Regions from separate parts of the Homo sapiens genome. Here all the other regions are linked to region 3. A link is a loop called in an ENCODE intact Hi-C map of the cell type or tissue named here. Cell type or tissue: HCT116. All regions are shown on one strand. Each heading gives the region's core, and the rest is flanking DNA. Links, peaks and the distances in the headings are about the cores only.

What was found. Peaks named below come from ENCODE experiments on the same cell type or tissue, not always from the same donor. Only the 100,000 strongest peaks of a DNase experiment are listed, where the experiment ranks them.
Region 1: it touches region 3 in a loop (8-fold over the local background); 27 of 110 quality-filtered maps call a loop at or near these places.
Region 2: it touches region 3 in a loop (2.4-fold over the local background); 2 of 110 quality-filtered maps call a loop at or near these places.

The regions. Positions count from the first base shown.
Region 1 is chr19:4,196,378-4,204,188 of GRCh38, reverse strand. ANKRD24 (ankyrin repeat domain 24) reads right to left here. Exons shown (of 22, transcript NM_001393985.1): 3 at 4,420-4,506; 4 at 4,184-4,314; 5 at 4,018-4,106; 6 at 2,099-2,163; 7 at 1,263-1,320. Among named protein-coding and RNA genes, the nearest start is that of ANKRD24, 18 kb to the right of the region's middle. RefSeq lists enhancers at 3,567-4,213, 4,214-4,860. In HCT116, for the core only: a CTCF peak has its summit at 4,097 (motif pointing right); a DNase peak (open chromatin) is centred at 4,088; H3K4me3 peaks cover 832 bases; H3K27me3 peaks cover 324 bases.
Region 2 is chr19:3,847,806-3,851,805 of GRCh38, reverse strand. All of the region lies in intron 1 of ZFR2 (zinc finger RNA binding protein 2), which reads left to right. Among named protein-coding and RNA genes, the nearest start is that of ZFR2, 19 kb to the left of the region's middle. RefSeq lists an enhancer at 1,780-2,281. In HCT116, for the core only: a CTCF peak has its summit at 2,494 (motif pointing right); a DNase peak (open chromatin) is centred at 2,475.
Region 3 is chr19:4,135,087-4,142,897 of GRCh38, reverse strand. No RefSeq gene overlaps it. Among named protein-coding and RNA genes, the nearest start is that of CREB3L3, 15 kb to the left of the region's middle. In HCT116, for the core only: CTCF peaks have their summits at 2,363 (motif pointing left) and 2,993 (motif pointing right); DNase peaks (open chromatin) are centred at 2,377 and 2,987; H3K4me3 peaks cover 909 bases; H3K27ac peaks cover 1,138 bases.

The DNA.
Region 1 (7,811 bases), core at 2,091-6,090, 61 kb before region 3:
TCAAGACCATCCTGGCTAACACAGTGAAACCCCGTCTCTACTAAAAAATACAAAAAAATTAGCCGGGCATGGTGGCAGGCGCCTGTAGTCCCCGCTACTCGGGAGGCTGAGGCAGGAGAATGGCGTGGACCCGGGAGGCGGAGCTTGCAGTGAGCCGAGATCACGCCACTGCACTCCAGCCTGGGTGACAGAGCGAGACTCCACCTCAAAAAAAAAAAAAAAAAAAAAAAAGGGAGAAGGGCCGGCACGGTGGCTCACGCCTGTAATCCCAGCACTTTGGGAGGCCGAGGCGGGCAGATCACCTGAGGTCAGGAGTTCGAGATGAGCCTGGCCAACATGGTGAAACCCCATCTCTACTAAAAATACAAAAAAATTTTAGGTGGGTGTTGTGGCATAGGTCTGTAGTCCCAGCTACTCAGGAGGCTAAGGCAGGAGAATTGCTTGAACCTGGGAGGTGGAGGTTGCAGTGAGCCAAGATTGCGCCATTGCACTCCACCCTGGGCGACAGAGGGAGATTCTATGTCAAGAAAAAAAGGAGGAGGCTAGGTGAGGTGGCTCACGCCTGTAATTCCAGCACTTTGAGTGGCCGAGGTGGGAGGATCATTTGAGCCCAGGAGTTTGAGATCAGCCTGGGCAACATAGCAAGATCCTGTATCTACAAATAAATTTAAAATATTAGCCAGGCATGGTGGTGCACGCCTGTGGTCCCAGCTACTTGGGAGTCTGAGGCAGGAGGATCGTTTGAACCCGGGAGGTCAAGGATGCAGTGAGCCATGATTGCCCCACTGTACTTCAGCCTGGGCAACAGAGCAAGACCCTATCTCATAAAAAGAAAAGGAAGGCCAGGAGCGGTGGCTCACGCCTGTAATCCCAGCACTTTGGGAGGCCAAGGCGGGTGGATCACCTGAGGTCAGGAGTTCGAGACCATCCTGGCCACCATGGTGAAACCCCGTCTTTACTAAAAATACAAAACATCAGCCAGGTGTGGTGGCAGGTGCCTCTAGTCCCAGCTACTCGGGAGGCTGAGGCAGGAAAATTGCTTGAACCTGGGAGATGGATGTTACAGTGAGCTGAGATCTTGCCACTGCACTCCAGCCTGGGCAACAGAGTGAGACTCCGTCTCAAAAAAAAAAAAAGAAAGAAAGAAAGGAGGAGACAGGAAGCTTCACAGCAGGTCAGGTCCCTAGGGCCCTGGGCAGAATAACCCCCAAGTCTAGCACCCTCTGGGCTTCGGGGTCAGGGCAGGGCTGGGCTGCACCCACCTGCATGGTGTAGGGCAGTCCACCCGCTGCTGTCCACGACGTCCACCACGCAGGAAGCCTGGGGATGGGGCGAGTCCTTTGAGGCGGAGCCATCCTTCTTGCTGCCTGATTTCTCTAGGACTGCCTTCCCTACCCTGGGCTCTGCTATACTTCAGCCTCACCCTTCCGTGGCCCCCAAGGGACTCCATTTTCATGAAAATTGGTGAGAAAAGAAAATAGCTGAGAGCTGAGAAGCAGCTGAGAATTTGAGGAGTGGCTGGGAACTCTGGGAGTGTCTGGGGCTAAGGAAGGACCCAGGGCTTGGGGAGAAACAGAGCTCAGGAAATACCTGGCATTGGGAGTATATATATATATTTTAGATGGTGTTTCGCTCTTGTTGCCCAGGCTGGAGTGCAATGGCATGATCTCGGCTCACTGCAACCTCCGCCTCCCAAGTTCAAGGGATTCTCCTGCCTCAGCCTCCCTAGTAGCTGAGATTACAGGCACACACCACCGCTCCCAGCTAATTTTTTGTATTTTTAGTAGAGACGGGGTTTCACTGTGTTGGCCAGGCTGGTCTCGAACTCCTGACCTCAGGCGATTTCACCGACCTCAGCCTCCCAAAGTGCTGGGATTACAGGCGTGAGCCACCGCGCCTGGCTTGGGAGTACATCTTAAATAGGAGAAGCATGTGGATGGTCTGAGAGTACCTGGTTATCCAGGGAGTAGCTAGGGTTCTGGAGTAAAAGGGGCCAAGGAATATCTAGGATTCATAGAGCATCTGGGGGTTCAAGGAATTGCTGGAACTCAGGAGTAGTAGGGGCCAAGGGAGTAGCTGAGATAAGACAGTAAATGACCTGCAGTAGTTGCTTCAAGCACTGTGGGTGCCCGTATTTGGCGGCCAGGTGGAGGGCATTGTAACCTGGGGAAGGAAAGAAGATTTACTGGAGCTCCAGCTATTCAAGTAGCTCCCAGCTGCTCCCCAAGCCATGTCAACTACTTGTGATGAGTTTCTGAGTCTAGCAAAGTCCGTAAACCCTAGTATTTCTCTCCTTTTTTCCCTGCAGAAAGGATCTTGCTCTGTGGCCCAGGCTAGAGTGCAGTGTGATCATAGCTCACTGTAGGCTTGAACACCTAGGCTCAAGCGATCCTCCTGTCTCAGCCTTCCGAGTAGCTGGGACTACAAGCAAGTGCCACCATGTCTGGCTAATTTATTTGTATTTTCTGTAGAGACAGGAGTCTTGCTATGTTGCCCAAGCTCGTCTTGAACTCCTTGGCTCGTGCGATCCTCCCACCTCAGCCTCCCAAAGTGCTGGAATTAACAGACATGAGCCATGGTGCCCGGCCATCAGGTACTTCTCAAAACCATGCTATTCCCTGTACCCAGAGACTCTCTAAGCCATGGCTAGTCTGTATTCCAGACAATCCCATCTCAGCGACTGTCCACACCCACCTATTCCTCAAGCCCTATTGCCTCAGCTACTCCCCATGTCCCCAGATACTCTACAGGGTCCACTACACCAAAGTTTCAGCTCTGCCCTTCACAACCCACAGTTGCTGTATATGTTCTTGCCAATCCATATACCCTTCCTCTTCCAAATGCCAACTCTGTCCCTGTCTGATGCTCCATGAATCCCCAGCTATTCCATATTCCCTGCCCACCATGCCTGTGACCCTAAAGCTTCAGATTTGACTGTGTCCCCATGCCTAGTTGCCTCCTGAGCCCCAACTACTCCTTTTGGCCACACATTTTTATCTCAGTTATTCCCCCCAGGTCTCCAGTTAAGTCATACATACATACAAGTTCTCCTCGTAACCCAGCTACTCCAAGAGCTCAAGCTACTCCCACAGCTCCAGCTACTCCTAGATCCCAGCTATCCCATATACCTCAGATATCCCCAAACTCTACTTGTTATTCTCTTGCCCCAGATACTTTGCAAGCTCAGCTACTCCCATGAATCCAGTTCCTCCTCCAAACTCCAAGCAGTTCCCTTCAGTCACTTCCTTTATCTCGGATACTCCTATATCCCAGATGCACCTCAAAGCTTAGTTCGTCCAATGGTCCCAGTTATCTCCCAAGCCCCAGTTCTTCCTCTGCCTCAGTCACTTTCTAGAAACTTCCCCAGGCTTGGCATGGTGGCTCACACCTATAATCTCAGCACTTTGGGAGTCTGAGGTGGAAGGATCACTTAGAGCCCAGGAGTTCAAGACCGGCCTGGGCAACACAGGGAGACCCCATCCCTACTAAGAATAGAAAAATTAACTGGGCATGGTGGTGTGCGCCTATAGTCCTAGCTACTTGGGAGGCTGAGGTTGGAGGGGATCCCTTGAGCCCAGGAAATGGAGACTGCAGTGAGCTGAGATCATGGCCACTGCACTCAAGCCTGGGTGACAGAGGGAGACCCTGTCCCTCCCCCCAAAAAAGAAAAACAAAACAACAAAACCCCAGAAACTTTGCAGCTATCCCCCAAGCCCCAGCTACTTCCCCATGCCAGCTACTTCCCCATCCAACTGAACCAATACCTGAATCCTAGTCACTCCCCATCCACAAGCTGTCCACTGGCTTTGCTCGGTGCCAGCCACAGTCTCTATCTTTGGCCACCCCATCCTAACATGCCCCTGTGTGTCTCCCTGGGGGCAGGGGAGGAGCACCAGAGGGAGCCTCCCCTTTTTTCAGCGGGGAACATTGAGACCTGGGAGCAGGGTCTGGCTGGACCCTCAGGCTGGGCACCTGGGCTTAGTTCCTCCTCCCTCCCCGGGGCCCAGCTGGCAGTACCTGCCCCGTCCGCGCTCATGACATTGCTGCCATGAGCTATCATCACCTCCAGACAGCTGGCCGCACCCCGCATGGCCGCCAGGTGGAACCTGGAGGTGAGAGACAAGGGTTCAGCCGCAAGGTTGCCACCCCTCAGCCATCTCACTCCCGGGTCGCGGGCACTCACGCGGACTTGCCCTCGGGGTCTAGCTTCGTGGGCACCAGCCCCTTGCGGGCGATGAGGGCGGCCACCCGAGGTGCATCGTTGTTTTCCACGGCTTGTAGCAGCCTCTCGTCACTCTTGCCCCAGTCTTGACTCTGCAGGGCACGCCCAGAAGTGCGTGGGGCAGTGTTGGCTGCTGTCCCCTCCCCACGCCCCCGACAGGGGCTCCGGGCTCTCACCACCTGCCCCTGGGCACTTGCCTGGCGCCTGCCTCTGGCTGCCGGCTTCGGGATGGGGCAGGGGCCGCAGGGCGGGCAGGAGCCAAGGTCAGTGGGGCTGAGCCGCAGCTGCAGGGGGAGGTGGTCCTGGGCGAGGGGGTCCTCAGACAGTGTCCCCCAAGCCTGCGACCCCCAGCATCTGCCCCCAGGCCCATCACCCCAGTTGTCCAACAAAAGCCCACCACCAGCATCATCCCCTGAGCAGCCCCCTGGCATCTATTTCCAAAACGTTGTCCCCTGGGCTGAGCATGGAGGCTCACGCCTGTAGTCCCAGCATCTGGGGAGGCCAAGGTGGGAGGATCGCTTGAGCCTAGGAGTTTGAGACAAACCTGGGCACCATAGTAGGACCCCGTCTCTACAAAAAATAAAAATCATCAGCGGGGCATGGTGGCTCATGCCTGTAGCTGCTTGGGAGGCTGAGGTGGGAGGATCATTTGAGCCCAGGAATTTTGAGACCAGCCTAGGCAACACAGCAAGACCCACTCTGTACAATAAAAAAAGTTGTCCCCCAATTCATCCCTTAGTGAAAGCCACCCCTGCAACATCGCCCCCAGCAAATGGATCCATGAGTCTTTTCCAAACTACCCTCCAAAGTCCCATCTGAACCCCTAAAAGTCCCCTTTAAATGCCTCTCAGGACCATCCTCTGCCCTGTTTATCCACAACTGCCCTGAAATGCCACCACTGTCCCCTAAACATCCCGAGGCTTCTCCCCTCAACACTATAGCCTGAAATGCATTACGAAATGTCTCCCCCAAATTCCTGAAGTGTTCTGTAAAACCATCCTTCCCAATGATACCGTCATGTCCCAAAAATATCCTCCAAAAACATCCCTCAAATGTTCTCCCAAACTGTTCTCCAAATCATTACCTCTTCGCAAAATCGGCTCTCCCAAAATAGCTTCCAAGTTGTCCCCTCAATGACCCCATCTGTCTCCAAAATGTTTTCCCAAAACTGCACCCCCCAATGCCCTCTAAATGTTCCTAAATGTCCCCATTTGTTTCAAAGAGTCTTCCAAAACGTGTCCACATGTCTCCCCAAATGTCTCTTCCATTCCCCCAAAAGCTGCCCCAACCTCTGTTCCCCCCCACCCCCCGCCGCCGACCATCTTTCCCGGGTCTGGAATGGGGGGGTGGTCCAGGTCAGCCGGGGACGGGGAAGGGAGGGGAGAGGAGGTACCCGCGCCCCGCCCGCTCCTGCGCCCCCTCCCCGGGCCCTACCGCGAAGGAGGCGGCTGCGCACAGACACAGCTGCTTCATGGCGTCCGGGGCGCGGGGCGCGGGGGGCGCACGGGGTTCCAAGAGGAGGCGGCGGCCAGAGGGTCTGGAGGGACCGCGGGGAGCGGCCGGAGGGCGGGGCTGGGCGCTGCCGGAGCTCCCCGCCCCGCCCGCCCGCCCGGTCCCGCCCTCCCTGGTGCCGCCCCCTCCCCCTTGCCCTCCTCGCCAGCCCCCTCCCCCACGGGATGGAATGGGAAGACCCAGGTAGGGGGCTGGGGGCTGGGGGCTGAGGGAAGGGGCGCCGCCCCGGCCCCTCCTGACCTTGTCGCCTGGAGGATGAGGAGGACGCGGCGCCGGGGGCCCGGCTCCCTCACCAGCGCAGGCCGCCGGCTGCATCTCCAGGGGACCCGCGGGCGTCCATCTCCACCTCCTCCGAGTCGGCCAAGGGCGCGCAGGTGCCTCCGGGCCCGCGACGTCCGCAGCCTCGCACCTCCACGCGGCCGGCAGGGCTCTCGCCACTCACACTTTCATTCATTCACTCATTCATTCGTTCGCCCATTCGTTCATTCATTCACCGGCCCGCCCATTCATTCATTCGTTCACTCACCCATTCGTTCATTCACTCGTTCATTCATTCACTCACTCGTTCATTCGTTCACCCACTCGTTCATTCCTTCACTCATTTGTTTATTCGCTCACCCTTTCATGCATTAATTCACTCACCCATTCGTTCATTCACTTATTCATTCATTCGCTTGTTCATTCGTTCATTCACTCGTTCATTCCTTCACCCATTTGTTTATTCGCTCACCCTTTCATTCATTCACTCATTCATTTGTTCACCCATTCACGGGCTCACCCATTCATTCATTCATTCATTCGTTCATTTACTCGTTCATTCGTTCACCCATTTATTTGCTCACTCTTTCATTCATTCATTGGTCTCACCCATTTGTTCATTCATTCATTCTTATATGACCCATTCACTTATTCATTCCCACACCATTCCTTCCTGCATTCACTCATTCCTGCATTCATTAACTCACTCATTTGTTCATCCATTTGTTGGCTCACCCATTCATCCATTCATTAGTTCACTCACCCATTCATTTGTTCACCACCCATTCATTCATTTGTTCATTCCCGCACCATTCATTCATTCATTCATTCCCACACTCATTTGCTCATTCATTGGCACGCCCATTCGTTCATTCATTCACTCATTGCCTCATCCATTCATTCATTCAATCAGTCATTCGTTCATTCATTCATTCATTCGCCACTGGGGAGCTGCAATCCTACACACCTGAATTTGAATCCAGCACCCCGCCCCTGCCCCAGCCTTTCCTACCTATATGACAGGGCCAACAGACTTACCTATTTTGGACTTCTCCTTCCTCCTCCGTAAAATGGGTTTCATAATAAATAGTTCCTACTGCGGAGGGTTACCGGGAGGATGCCAAGGTACTACCTGGCAGCACTCAGTCGACCAGTGCCTAGCATACAGTAAGCGCACCATAAAACTGTGACTCGTTCCTCACAGAAAGAGCTAGCTGGTCCCGGCGCAGCTCTGACATTCTCTAGCCATTTCCGGTCAATTTCCGCCACTCCTGGGACCCACGGCTCCTCCGGTAGAGGAGGGGCCTTGGGTTCCTTTCTGTCACTGTAGCGTCCCCAGTGCCTGGCCCATGGCAGGTGCTCCACAAACATGCATCAGATGAACACTTGGGGGAGATGCTCCTTCAAGCAGTAAGCATTTATTGAGCGCCCACTGGATGCCACGCAGCATTCGCAGGCCTGGAGACTCTGGGGCACAGCCAAGACCCTTGCAGGTAATTGGCATTTTAGAAGGAGCCCTGGAGGCCAGGCGCGGTGGCTCACGCCTGTAATCCCAAAACTTTGGGAGGCCGAGGCGGGCAGATCACCTGAGGTCAGGAGTTCGAGAACAGCTTGGCCAACATAGTGAAACTTCGTCTCTACTAAAAATGCAAAAATTAGCCAGGTGTGGTAGCGGGCGCCTGTAATCTCAGCTACTCAGGAAGTGAGGCAGGAGAATCGCTTGAACCCTGGAGGCAGAGGTTGCAGTAAGCCGAGATCGCGTCACTGCACTCCAGCCTGGGTGACAGAGCGAGACTCCACTGCAAAACAAATAAACAAC
Region 2 (4,000 bases), core at 1-4,000, 290 kb after region 3:
ATGTGAATTTCATGTAATTTTGCACATGCCATGAAGTATTATTACCCTTTTAACTTTTTCCAGTCACTTAAAATTATAAAAACCATTCTTAGCTTGGGACTGTACAAAAACAGGCAGGCCGCATTTGGCCATACATAGCTGACTCCATCTTAAAAACCCTTCTGTCCCCTCCCTTCCTCCCCTAAATTCTGGGCTCTGCCAGGCCATGGTCTCCCCTGAGAGTGGGTGTGAGACCCATGAAGATGTGGGCTGCCCCATTGGAGACAAAGCCCATGCTCTACTTCCTCGTGTAAGCATGCTTAGTGGAATGGAACAGCAGTGTGTGCATGCACGTGTGTGTGCATGCATTTGCATGTTTTGGTGGCTTCTGGGGTCACAAGCAATGACTTGAGATGAGGCAGGCCAAGTGTTCCCTTCCTGAGTCATGGTCACTGTGTGGTCACAGTCACCAAACACATATTACTCTTGGCTGTTCCCAGGCCCTGTTTTAGGTGTTTGTAAAGCCCTACACTGCTGAGAGCTGGCTTTGACTGTGCTTTCCTGCCGGTGACATGATGGCGCATGTGTTCTGTCCCCCTGTCCATCACCCCCTCTAGTTCTGGCCCCTGTGTGTCTCGTGTCCTTAATGGGCCTTCCCTCTAACTGCTCCCCTCTCTAACCGTCTCCACCTGTCTTGGTCGGCTGGGGCTTCCCTAACAATACCACAGACTGAGGCTTAAACAAAATGTATTTTTTCCCTGTTCTGGAGGCCAGAAGTGTGAGATCTAGGTGCCAGCAGGGGGTGGTTTCTGGTGAGGGCTCTCTCCTTGGCTTTCAGATGGCCACCTCCTCACAGTGTCCTCCTGTGGCTTTTTCTCTGTCCATGTGCACTGCTGGTGTCTCTTTTTTTTTTTTTTTTTTTTTTTGAAAAGACTGCCCTGTCATCCAGGTTGCAGTGCAGTGGTGAGATCACAGCTCACTGCAGCCTCAATCTCCTGAGCTTAATCGAGCCTCCCACCTCAGCCTCCCAAGGATCCACAGGCGCAAAGTGTGGTTTTTTTGTGTGTGTTTGTTTTGTTGTTGTTGTTGTTGTTGTTGTTGTTTTTCTGTAGAGATGGGATCCCAGTATCTTGCCCAGGCTGATGTCTAACTCCTGGGCTCAAGTGATCCTCCTGCCTCAGCCTCCCAAAGTGCTGGGATTAGAGGTGTGAGCCACTGTGCCCGGCCTCTTCCTTTTCTTATAAGGACCCCAGTTCTGCTCAGATCAGTCCCCACCTGATGACGTCATATAACCTTCATTCCCTCCCTGAAGGCCTCATCTCCAAATACAGTCACATGGGGGTTAGGGCTTCAACATAAGAATTGGGGGCAGGGGGACGTAATTCAGGCCAAAGCTTGTCATGAGATGCCCAGGTGGCTCCTCATGGCTGAGGATAAATCCCAGGTTCTACCTGGCACTGGAGAGCCCTGAGCTGCCTCCCGTCACCCCTCACCCTGATAACCTCTGTCCCTCAGCACCCAGGACAGTCGCCCCACCAGCACTCCTCATTTCTCCCACGCTCCTCTCAGCGAGCCCCTCCTCTTTGAAATCCCAGGCACCCTTCCCCGGGGCTTTTCCAGCCTCTGGGGGAGCCTCCTGGGTCTTCAGAGCAGTTGGCATGCCCCTCCTTCTCCCAGAGGGTGCCTGGGTTTCGCTGCCTCTGCCCCCGCGTCTCTGTTATCTGTGTAGGAGAGGCACTCCATTCCTGCCATCAGACAGCAGAGTGGCGGGACAGGGTGGGGACCTGCGGCGAGGTCAAGGGTATCTTGCCTGATGTCACCCTGACCCTGTATCCCTCACAGGTCCTCAGTCTGCTCACAGCTGTGACGTTCACAGGGTGTAACACTGAAACCAGTGGGAGTTGCCCTGCAGGCCAGCAGGGATGCTGAGACCTGCCCTCAGCCAGCGGACGTCCAGCCATCTGCATGTTGGTCGCACATCCATTTTCCCTGCGCCCTGGCTCAGTGGATTCCAAACTGTAGCGTGCCTGAGCATTGCTGTTCAGGGTTGTCTACAAGAAGAGCGTGTTCTTTTTCATTCACTGTCTTCATGGTGCTGACTCAAGCCTGACTCCAAGTCAGAGGCCAGCCTACAACATCCTGGGGATCCTTCCAGAGTATGGGCTGAACCAGGCAGGAAGCAGCCTTTGGCTCTGTCCACCTGCACAAGGCTACGCCCTGGCATTGAGCTTGTCCTAGACCATCAGTTCTTAACTGGTCAAGGTCTGGGAACATTTGTCATTGTCACGATTTGGGGGAGCTCCTGGCATGGAGTGGGTGGAGGCTGGGGACGCTGCTCAGCACGCTGCAGGGCCCAGAACGGCCCCACCCCAGAGAACAATGTTGTCCCAAATGTCAGAAGGGCCTGAGTTGGAAAGCTCTGCCCTCTGCTGCATGGGCTGTCTGATCTCTGCCATGGAGCCAGTTCACCAACCAGCCGCCTCCACTGTCCTCTTAGGTGGGGTGTCCACCAGGTGGAGACAAAGCTGTGTGCGGAGGCACAGCAGGAGCAGATAGAGAAAGCCCCACAGGTTCCTGCTCCTTCCTTGGGGTCCTGGGCTGAAGGACTCTGCTCAGCCTTCCACCTGAGGTTCACTTGCCCCCACAGCCCTCTGCTGGTGCTGCTCAGCACGCCTGGGCCTCCAGGTTGGAGGGGCAAGGTCTCAGGACCCAGGGAAGCCAGAGAAGAATGGAGCTTCCTCCCCAGAAAGCTACTCACGATTTACTATCTAGTACTGAACGCTTTGTGTTTTTGTTTGTTTGGTTTTTGTTTTGTTTTGTTTTGTTTTGTTTTGAGACGGAGTCTCGCTTTGTTGTCCAGGCTGGAGTGCAGTGGTGTGATCTCGGCTCACTGCAAGCTCCGCCTCCGGGGTTCATGCCATTCTCCTGCCTCAGCCTCCTGAGTAGCTGGGACTACAGGTGCCCGCCACCACACCTGGCTAATTTTTTTTTGTATTTTTAGTGGAGACGGGGTTTCACCGTGTTAGCCAGGATGGTCTCGATCTCCTGACCTCGTGATCCGCCCACCTCAGCCTCCCAAAGTGCTGGGATTACAGGCGTGAGCCACCGCGCCCAGCCTAACACTTTGTGTTTTTAAGAGATGGGGTCTTGCTCTGTTGCCCAGGCTGGAGTGCAGTGGTGTGATCTCAACCTACTAGGTTCAAGAAATCCTCCTGCCTCAGCCTCCTGAGGAGCTGGGACTGCAGGTGCACCACCATGCCTGGCTAATTTTTCTGTTTTGTAGAGATGGGATCTTGCTATGTTGCCCAGGCTGGTCTTAAACTCTTGGGCTCAAGAGATCCTCCCATCTTGGCCTCCCAGAGTGCTGGGATTACAGGTGTGAGACACCACACCTGGCCATGAAAGCTTTTTTCCGAGATGGAGTTTCGCTCTTATTGCCCAGCCTGGAGTGCAATGGCACAGTCTTGGGTCACTGCAACCTCCACCTCCCCCATTCAAGCGATCCTCCTGCCTCAGCCTCCCAAGTAGCTGGGATTACGGGCGCCCGCCACCATGCCTGGCTAATTTTTGCATTTTTAGCAGAGACGGGGTTTCACCATGTTGGCCAGGCTGGTCTCGAACTCCTGACATCAGGTGATCCACCTGCCTCGGCCTCCCAAAGTACTGGGATTACAGGCGTGAGCCACTGTGCCCAGCCATGAAAGCTTTTTATACAAAAGAGGCAGCAGGTCTCAGTCCAAAGGGCTCTAGAGCTGCAACCGTACTTGGATTTCCCTGCCCCTGCACTATATCTTGGGCCGATCATACCCTCTTGTTGAGCTCTGTAGATTGTACAAAACCAAAGAGAGGGCCTGTGGGTGTCCTCCCAGTCTCCATCCTGTCCTGTCTTCTGGCCAGCTTGGTTTGGACTCCGCCCCTCTCCTGTATGTCTCAGGAGAGGGTGGTCCCGGCTCCAGGAGTGGAGCCTGATGATTCTAAATCAGCTCTCCCGGCCTCTTTGCCGTTGACTCTTAGTGCCTTG
Region 3 (7,811 bases), core at 1,431-5,430:
AGAGAGAGAAAGAGAGTCCTATCCCTAGCTCAGCAGCAAACTTGTGATGCCAGAGAGTTGCTTCTCTCCCAGACTGTTTCTTGGTCTATGAAATGTGGGGATAGATGTGAAGGTAATATAAAGCCCCTGCCAGCTCAAATATTGACGTTAATGTTTAATCCCTGGCAGGCTGGGCGTGGTGGCTCACACCTGTAATCCCAGCACTTTGGGAGGCCAAGGCAGGAGGATATTCCTGAGGTTAGGAGTTCAAGACCAGCCTGGCCTAAATTGCAAAACCCCGTCTCTACTAAAAATACAAAAATTATCCAGGCGCGGTGGTGCACGCCTGTAATCCCATCTACTCAGGAGACTGAGACAGGAGAATTGCTCCAACCTGGGAGGTGCAGGTTGCAGTGAGCTGAGACCACACCACTGCACTCCAGCCTGGGCGACAGAGCCAGACTGTCTCAAAAAAATAAAAGAAGGAAAGAAATAATAATAATCTTAAGAACAGTAAACATTGCATTTATTTATTTGTTATTGTTATTGTTTTGTTTTGTTTTGTTTTGTTTTGAGACAGAATCTCACCTGTAGCCCAGGCTGGAGTGCAGTGGCGTGATCTCGGCTCACTACAACCTCCACCTCCCAGGTTCAAGCGATTCTCCTGCCTCAGCCTCCCGAGTAGCTGGGACAACAGGCACCCGCCACCGTGCCCAGCTAATTTTTCTTATTTTTAGTAGAGATGGGGTTTCACCATGTTGGCCAGGCTGCTCTTGAACTCCTGACCTGTGTTGATCCACCTGCCTCAGCCTCCCAAAGTGCTGGGATTACAGACGTGAGCCACTGCGCCAGCCCGGCCATTGCATGTATTTTTACAGTTCCCTTCTATTTTGGGTATCCATTATTGGTTTCAATTTATTATCCTGTTACAAAGTTTTCTTTTTAAAATAAATTTATTGAAAAAAAATGAAGGTTGGCCGGGCGTGGTGGCTCATGCCTGTAATGCCAGCACTTTGGGAGGCGGAGGTGGGTGGATCACGAAGTCAGGAGATCAAGACCATCCTGGCTAACACAGTGAAACCCTGTCTTTACTAAAAAAAAAAAAAATACAAAAAATTAGCCGGGCATGGTGGCGGGCGCCTGTAGTCCCAGCTACTCGGGAGACTGAGGTATGAGAATGGTGTGAACCCAGGAGGTGGAGCTCGCAGAGAGCCGAGATCCCGCCACTGCACTCCTGCCTGGGCAACAGAGCAAGACTCCTTCTCAACAACTTTTGTAAAAGGAAACATTATAATGCTAGAGTAAATTAAAAAGAAATGTAGTATCTGGTGCCTGAAACAGAAGCAAAAAATAAATAAATAAATAAATAAACAACATTGTTAAATTCCAGGCAGCTACTGTTGCCTGTAGGAGGTTCTAGATTAGGCAACTTTTATTTATATGTTTATTTATTTTTTAATTTTGAGATGGAGTCTTGCTGAGGCAGGAGAACCGCTTGAACTCGGGAGGTGGAGGTTGCAGTGAGCCGAGATTGCACCATTGCACTACAGCCTGGGCAACAGAGGGAGACTCCGTCTCCAAAAAAAAAAAAAGAAAAAAAAAAGAATTATTTCATGGTAGCGGTAGCATTCACAGAAAATTATGTGACATTCTCATTTCAGCCTCTAAAAATAAAACTGTATTAGGACACAGCCATGCCCAGTTGCGTACAGGTTATCTAAGGCCTCTTGCAAACTGCGAGAGCAGATTTCAGGAGCTGCAACAGACAGAGTTTAAGCTGGGTGGTTTTTTGTGTGTGTGCGTGTGTGTGTTTTTTCGTTTTGTTTTGTTTTGTTTTGAGACAGAGTCTCTGTCGCACAGGCTGGAGTGCAGTGGCACGATCTCAGCTCGCTGCAACCTCCACCTCCTGGGTTCAAGCGATTCTCCTGCCTCAGCCTCCTAAGTAGCTGAAACTACAGGTGCACGCGCCACCATGCCTGGCTAATTTTTGTATTTTTAGTAGAGACTGGGTTTCGCCATGTTGTCCAGGCTAGTCTCGAACTCCTGATCTCAAGTGATCCCCCCGCCTCGGCCTCCCAAAGTGCTGGGATTACAGGCGTGAGCCACTGCACCCCGCCTAAACTGTGTATATATTTATTTAGTGTGTGTGTATTTATTATACGGCTCTTTAGGAAAAAGTTTGCTAACCCCTGTGCGAATTTGGCATCCCCTCTCCTCCAAGCCCCCAACTCTGGAAGGGTAGACAGGGCCTTCCCTGTTGCAAAGACAAAGACCACCCCTGCTGACCCCACCACTTTTCCCACCCAGGCCCATCCTGCTGGGGGATGGGGGATACGAGGAGGACTCCGGATAAGAGGCTGGACCTGCGTCCTAGCTCCCGGCTCCCTCTAGAGGATCTTATGAGAAACTCACATTCTCTACTGCAGCCGGAACTACCTAACCTCCCAGTCTTTCTTCTGCCATGGGGAAAGTTTCTTTTTTTTTTTTTTCTTTTGAGATGGAGTCTCGATCTGTTGCCCAGGCTGGAGTTCAGTGGTGCCATCTCAACTCCGCCTCCCAGGTTCGAGCAATTCTCCCACCTCTGCCTCCCGAGTAGCTGGGATGACAGGCGTCCGCCACCACGCCCACCTATTTTTTTTCTATTTTTAGTAGAGAAGGGGTTTCACCATGTTGGCTAGGCTGGTCTCGAACTCTTGACCTCTGGTGATCTGCCCACCTCGGCCTCCCGAAGTGCTGGGATTACAGGTGTGAGCCATCGCGCCTGGTCTGTCGTTCCCATTTTACAAACAGAAGCACCATCCTTCCAGAGGGGTCAGGTCCAAATTTCTTATCCCTGAGTTTTTCTCTCATACCTGCAAAACTCTACACCAGGAAAGTCTTGTCTGCTCCATGTTCAAAATGCATCCTTCTACCTGGCGCAGCCTCTCCTTAGCCGGCCTGGACCAGCCCACTCTCCTCCACCCTGGTTTCTCAGCTCCCATTCTCGTCCTGCAAACTTGTCTTCCCTGCAGCAGACACCAGAGGGCGCCCGTGAGCACCGGAGTCAGAGCCTGTCCCTCCTCTGCCGGAAATCTTCTATGGCTCCCACCTCCTTGGAGGTCAATGCCCAAGTCCTCCCTATGGTCCACAATGTGCTGCATGATCTGCCCTGTCCTCTACCCCTACCCCCTCCCCATCTTCCCCTCCTCCTTCTCTCCCCCTTGCTCACTCTGCTATAGCTACACAGGCCTCCTTACTGCTCCTCCAACACCAAGCGTGCTCCTGCCTCAGGGCCTTTGCATGGGCTGTGCCCTCTGCTTCAAAACCTTTCCCTGATATCTGTGGGGTACACTCCCGCCTCTGCCCAAATGTCACCTTTTCAATGAGACTCACCCCAACAGACTTCTTAAAACTGCAACCTTGGCCAGGCACAGTGGCTCACGCCTCCCATCCCAGCACTTTAGGAGGCTGAGGTGGGCAGACTGCTTGAGCTCATGAGTTCGAGACCAGCCTTGGCAACATGATGAAACCCTGTCTCTACTAAAAATACAAAAATTAGCTGGGCGTGGTGGTGCACACCTGTAGTCCCAGCTACTCGGGAGGCTGAGGCAGGAGAATCACTTGAGCCCAGGAGGTGGAGGTTGCAGTGAGCCGAGATCGAGCCACTACACTCCAGCCTAAGTGACAGAGTAAGATTGTCTCAAAAAAAACAAAACAAAAACTAAAACTCCAACCTTTCCTCAACTCTCTGCTTCCACAGTTCTATCCCCTTCCTTCCCTTTTCTTTTTTCTTTTTTCTTGAGACAGAGTTTCGCTCTTGTCGCCCAGGCAGGAGTCCAGTGGTGCGATCTTGGCTCACTGCAACCTCCGCCTCCTGGGTTCAAGCAATTTTCCTGCCTCAGCCTCCCGAGTAGCTGAGATTACACGCACCTGCCACCACGCCCGGCTAATTTTTGTAACTTTTAGTAGAGACTGGGTTTCACCATGTTGGGCAGGCTGATCTCGAACTTCTGACTCAGGTGATCCGCCTGTCTTGGCCTCCCAAAGTGCTGGGATTACAGGCGTGAGCCATCATGCCCGGCCTTTATTTTTAATTTTTAGACAAGGTTTCACTATGTTGCCTTGGCTAGCCTGGAACTCCTGGACTCAAGTGATCCTCCCACCTCAGCCTCCCAAAGTGCTGGGATTACAGGCATGAACCACTGCACCTAAGCTCCTTCCCCACTTTTTTCATCTCTGTGGCTCTTCCTGGCATCTTATCTGTGGCCTATTTCTCCCCCAGACTGTAAACTCTGTGAGGGCAGGGGTTTTGTCTCATCCAATGCCTGGCACTTAGTAGGGTTTCAATAAAAATGTGTCAAATCAATGAACCTTAAGAAAAGTGACTCACAGTAGTTTGATAATAAAGAACATGGCTGGCCGGGTGCGGTGGCTCACGACTGTAATTCCAGCACTTTGGGAGGCCGAGGGGGGGCGGATCACAAGGTCAGGAGATTGAAACCATCCTGGCTAACACGGTGAAACCCCGTCTCTACTAAAAATACAAAAAAAAATTAGCCAGGCGTGGTGGCAGGTGCCTGTAGTCCCAGCTACCTGGGAGGCTGAGGCAGGAGAATGGCGTGAACCCAGGAGGCGGAGCTTGCAGTGAGCCGTGATCTCGCCACTGCACTCCAGTCTGGGTGACAGAGCGAGACTCTCTGAAAAAACAAAACAAAACAAAACAAAACAAAACAAAAAAAGAACAAGGCCAAAAGCAAAACAAAACAAAACAAACAAACATGACCATGTTTCATGTCCCAAATGCCTCCCAATATAATCACAGCCTGTATTGCGGTGGGCAAATTAGAGCCCACAGCTCACTGCCTATTGTTGTACAGCCTGAGTTAAAAACTGATTTTATGGCCGGGGCATGGTGGCTCCCGCCTGTAATCCCAGCACTTTGAGGGGCTGAGGTGAGAGGATTGCTTGAGCACAGGAGTTCAAGATCAGCCTAGGCAACACAGGGAGTCCCTGTCTCTACAAAAAATTTAAAAATTAGCCAGGCATGGTGGGAAGTGCCCGTAGTCCAGGCTACTCAGGGGCTTGAGGTGGGAGGATCACCAGAGCCAAGGAGTTGGAAGCTGCGGTGAGCTATGACTGCACCACCGCACTCCAGCCTGGGTGCCAGGTGAGATCCTGTCTCTAAAAAATTTGTTTTAAATTATTTTATTGCCAGCATAATAGGTCACGCCTATAACCTCAGCACTTTAGGAGGCCAAGGTGACAAGATAGCTTGAGCCCAGGAGTTTGAGATCAGCCTGGGAAACAAAGTGAAACCTGTCTCTACAAAAAGTTTAAAAATTAGCAGGGCATGGTGGCACATGCCTGTGGTCTCAGCTACTTGGGAGGCTAAGGTGAGAGGATCACTTAAGCCCAGGAATTAGAGGCCGTGGTGAGCTATGATCATGCCACTGCACTCCAATTTGAGTGACAGACACCCTGTCTTTCTAAAAAAAGAAAAGTGAAGGCCGGGCGCGGTGGCTCATGCCTGTAATCCCAGCACTTGGGAGGCCGAGGTGGGCAGATCACGAGGTCAGGAGATCGAGACCATCCTGGTTAACATGGTGAAACCCCGTCTCTACTAAAAACACAAAAAATTAGCCGGGCGTGGTGGCGGATGCCTGTAGTCCCAGCTACTCGGGAGGCTGAGGCAGAAGAATGGCGTGAACCCGGGAGGCGGAGCTTGCAGTGAGCCGAGATTGCACCACTGCACTCCAGCCTGGGTGACAGAGTGAGACTCCGTCTCAAAAAAAAAAAAAAAAAGAAAAGAAAAGAAAAAAAGAAAAGTGGAAACTGAGGCTCAGAGGGTTGAAATGAGTTTCTCAAGACCCCATGTTTCTGCGAGATTCCCTATTTACCAAATTCTCCAAACAGGACCTCAAATTCCTCACAGGAAGTGCAGAGATCACATTGACAAATCAATAATTCCATAAATTGCATGTCAGAGAGAGCGCTGCACACACCCATTTGATCTTGCTAAGCCTGGGAAATTTTTAATTGCCCCTGTTTAAAAAAAAAAAAGTCATTGCACTTTCTAGAACCTTGGGTTTGGAACTTTGCTCAGAGTGATTTCGACATGTTGTGAAAACCTCATTTTAACTTTATCTTTCTTCCAGGCATTTCACTTCAATCAGAACTTGGTAAGGCCGGGCGCGGTGGCTCACGCCTGTAATCCTAGCAATTTGGGAGGTGGAGGTGGGCGGATCACCTGAGGTCAGGAGTTTGAGACCAGCCTGGCCAACATGGCGAAACCCCATCTCTACTAAAAATACAAAGATTAGCCGGGTTTGGTGGCACATGCCTGTAATCTCAGCTGCTCGGGAGGCTGAGGCAGGAGAATCGCTTGAACCCAGGAGGCAGAGGTTGCAATGAGCCGAGATCATGCCACTGCACTCCAGCCTGGGCAACAGAGCGAGACTCTATCTCAAAATATAATAATAATAAAAATAAATAAATAAATCATGGGAAAGCGAAAAAATACATTTTATGTGTTTTCCTTCCCTCCCGCAATTAAACCCCTTTCATTTTCCCATGTTCTCTCGCAGTTCCCATTCATCTGCACAAATCTTTGATTGCAGAGCGATAAAATAAATGTCATCATGAGCATCCATCGGCCAGGACGTGGCACAAAGTCATAAAACAACTCTAGGCTGGGCACAGTGGCTCACTCCTGTAATCCCAGCACTTTAGGAGGCCGAGGCAGGTGCATCACAAGGTCAAGAGATCAAGACCATCCTGGCCAACATGGTGAAACCCTGTCTCTACTAAAAATACAAAAAATTAGCCAGGCGTGGTGGCATGTGCCTGTAGTCCCAGCTACTCGGGAGGCTGAGGCAGGAGAATCACTTGAACCCAGGAGGCGGAGGTTGCAGTGAGCCGAGATTGCGCCACTGCACTCCAGCCTGGCGACAGAGTGAGACTCCATCTCAAAAAAAAAAAAAAAAAGAAAGAAACTCTAGAAACCAGCTGGGTGTGGTGGCTCATGCCTGTCATCCCAGCACTTTGGGAGGCCAAGGCGGGCAGATCACCTGAGGTCAGGAGTTCGAGACAAGCCTGGCCAACATGGTGAAACCCCGTCTCTACTAAAAAAAAAATACAAAAATTAACCGGTTGTGATGGCAGGTGCCTGTAATCCCAGCTACTTGGGAGGCTGAGGCAGGGAGAATCACTCGAACCTGGGAGGCAGAAGTTGCAGTGAGCCGAGATGGCACCACTGCGCTCCAGCCTGAGAGACAGAGTGAGACTCCATCTCAAATTAAAAAAAAAAAAAAAAAGAACTTCACTTGGTCATCAAAAATGTGGATGACTTCTGTGATGAATCACATAATCATTTCTGAATACTGGAAAATATTTCCTTATTCCTTTTTTTTTTTTTTTAAGAGTTTCACTCTTGTTGCCCAGGCTGGAGTGCAATGGCGCTAACTCCGCTCACTGTAACCTCCGCCTCCCGGGTTCAAACCATCCTCCCGTCTCAGCCTCCCGAGTAGCTGGGATTACAGGTGCCCAACACCACTCCCAGCTAATTTTTCTATTTTTAGTAGAGACGAGGTTTCACCATGTTGACCAGGCTGGTCTCAAACTCCTAACCTCAAATGATCCTCCCGCCTCGGCCTCCCAAAGTGCTGGGATTACAGGGGCGAGCCACTGCTCCTGGCCTAATTTTTGCTTGTTTGTTTGTTTGAGACAGAGTCCCGGTCTGTCCCAGGCTGGAGTACAGTGGTGCAATCTCGGCTCACTGCAACCTCCACCTCTCGGGTTCAAGGAACTCCTCTGCCTCAGCCTTCCCAGTAGCTGGGATTACAGGCACCTGCCAC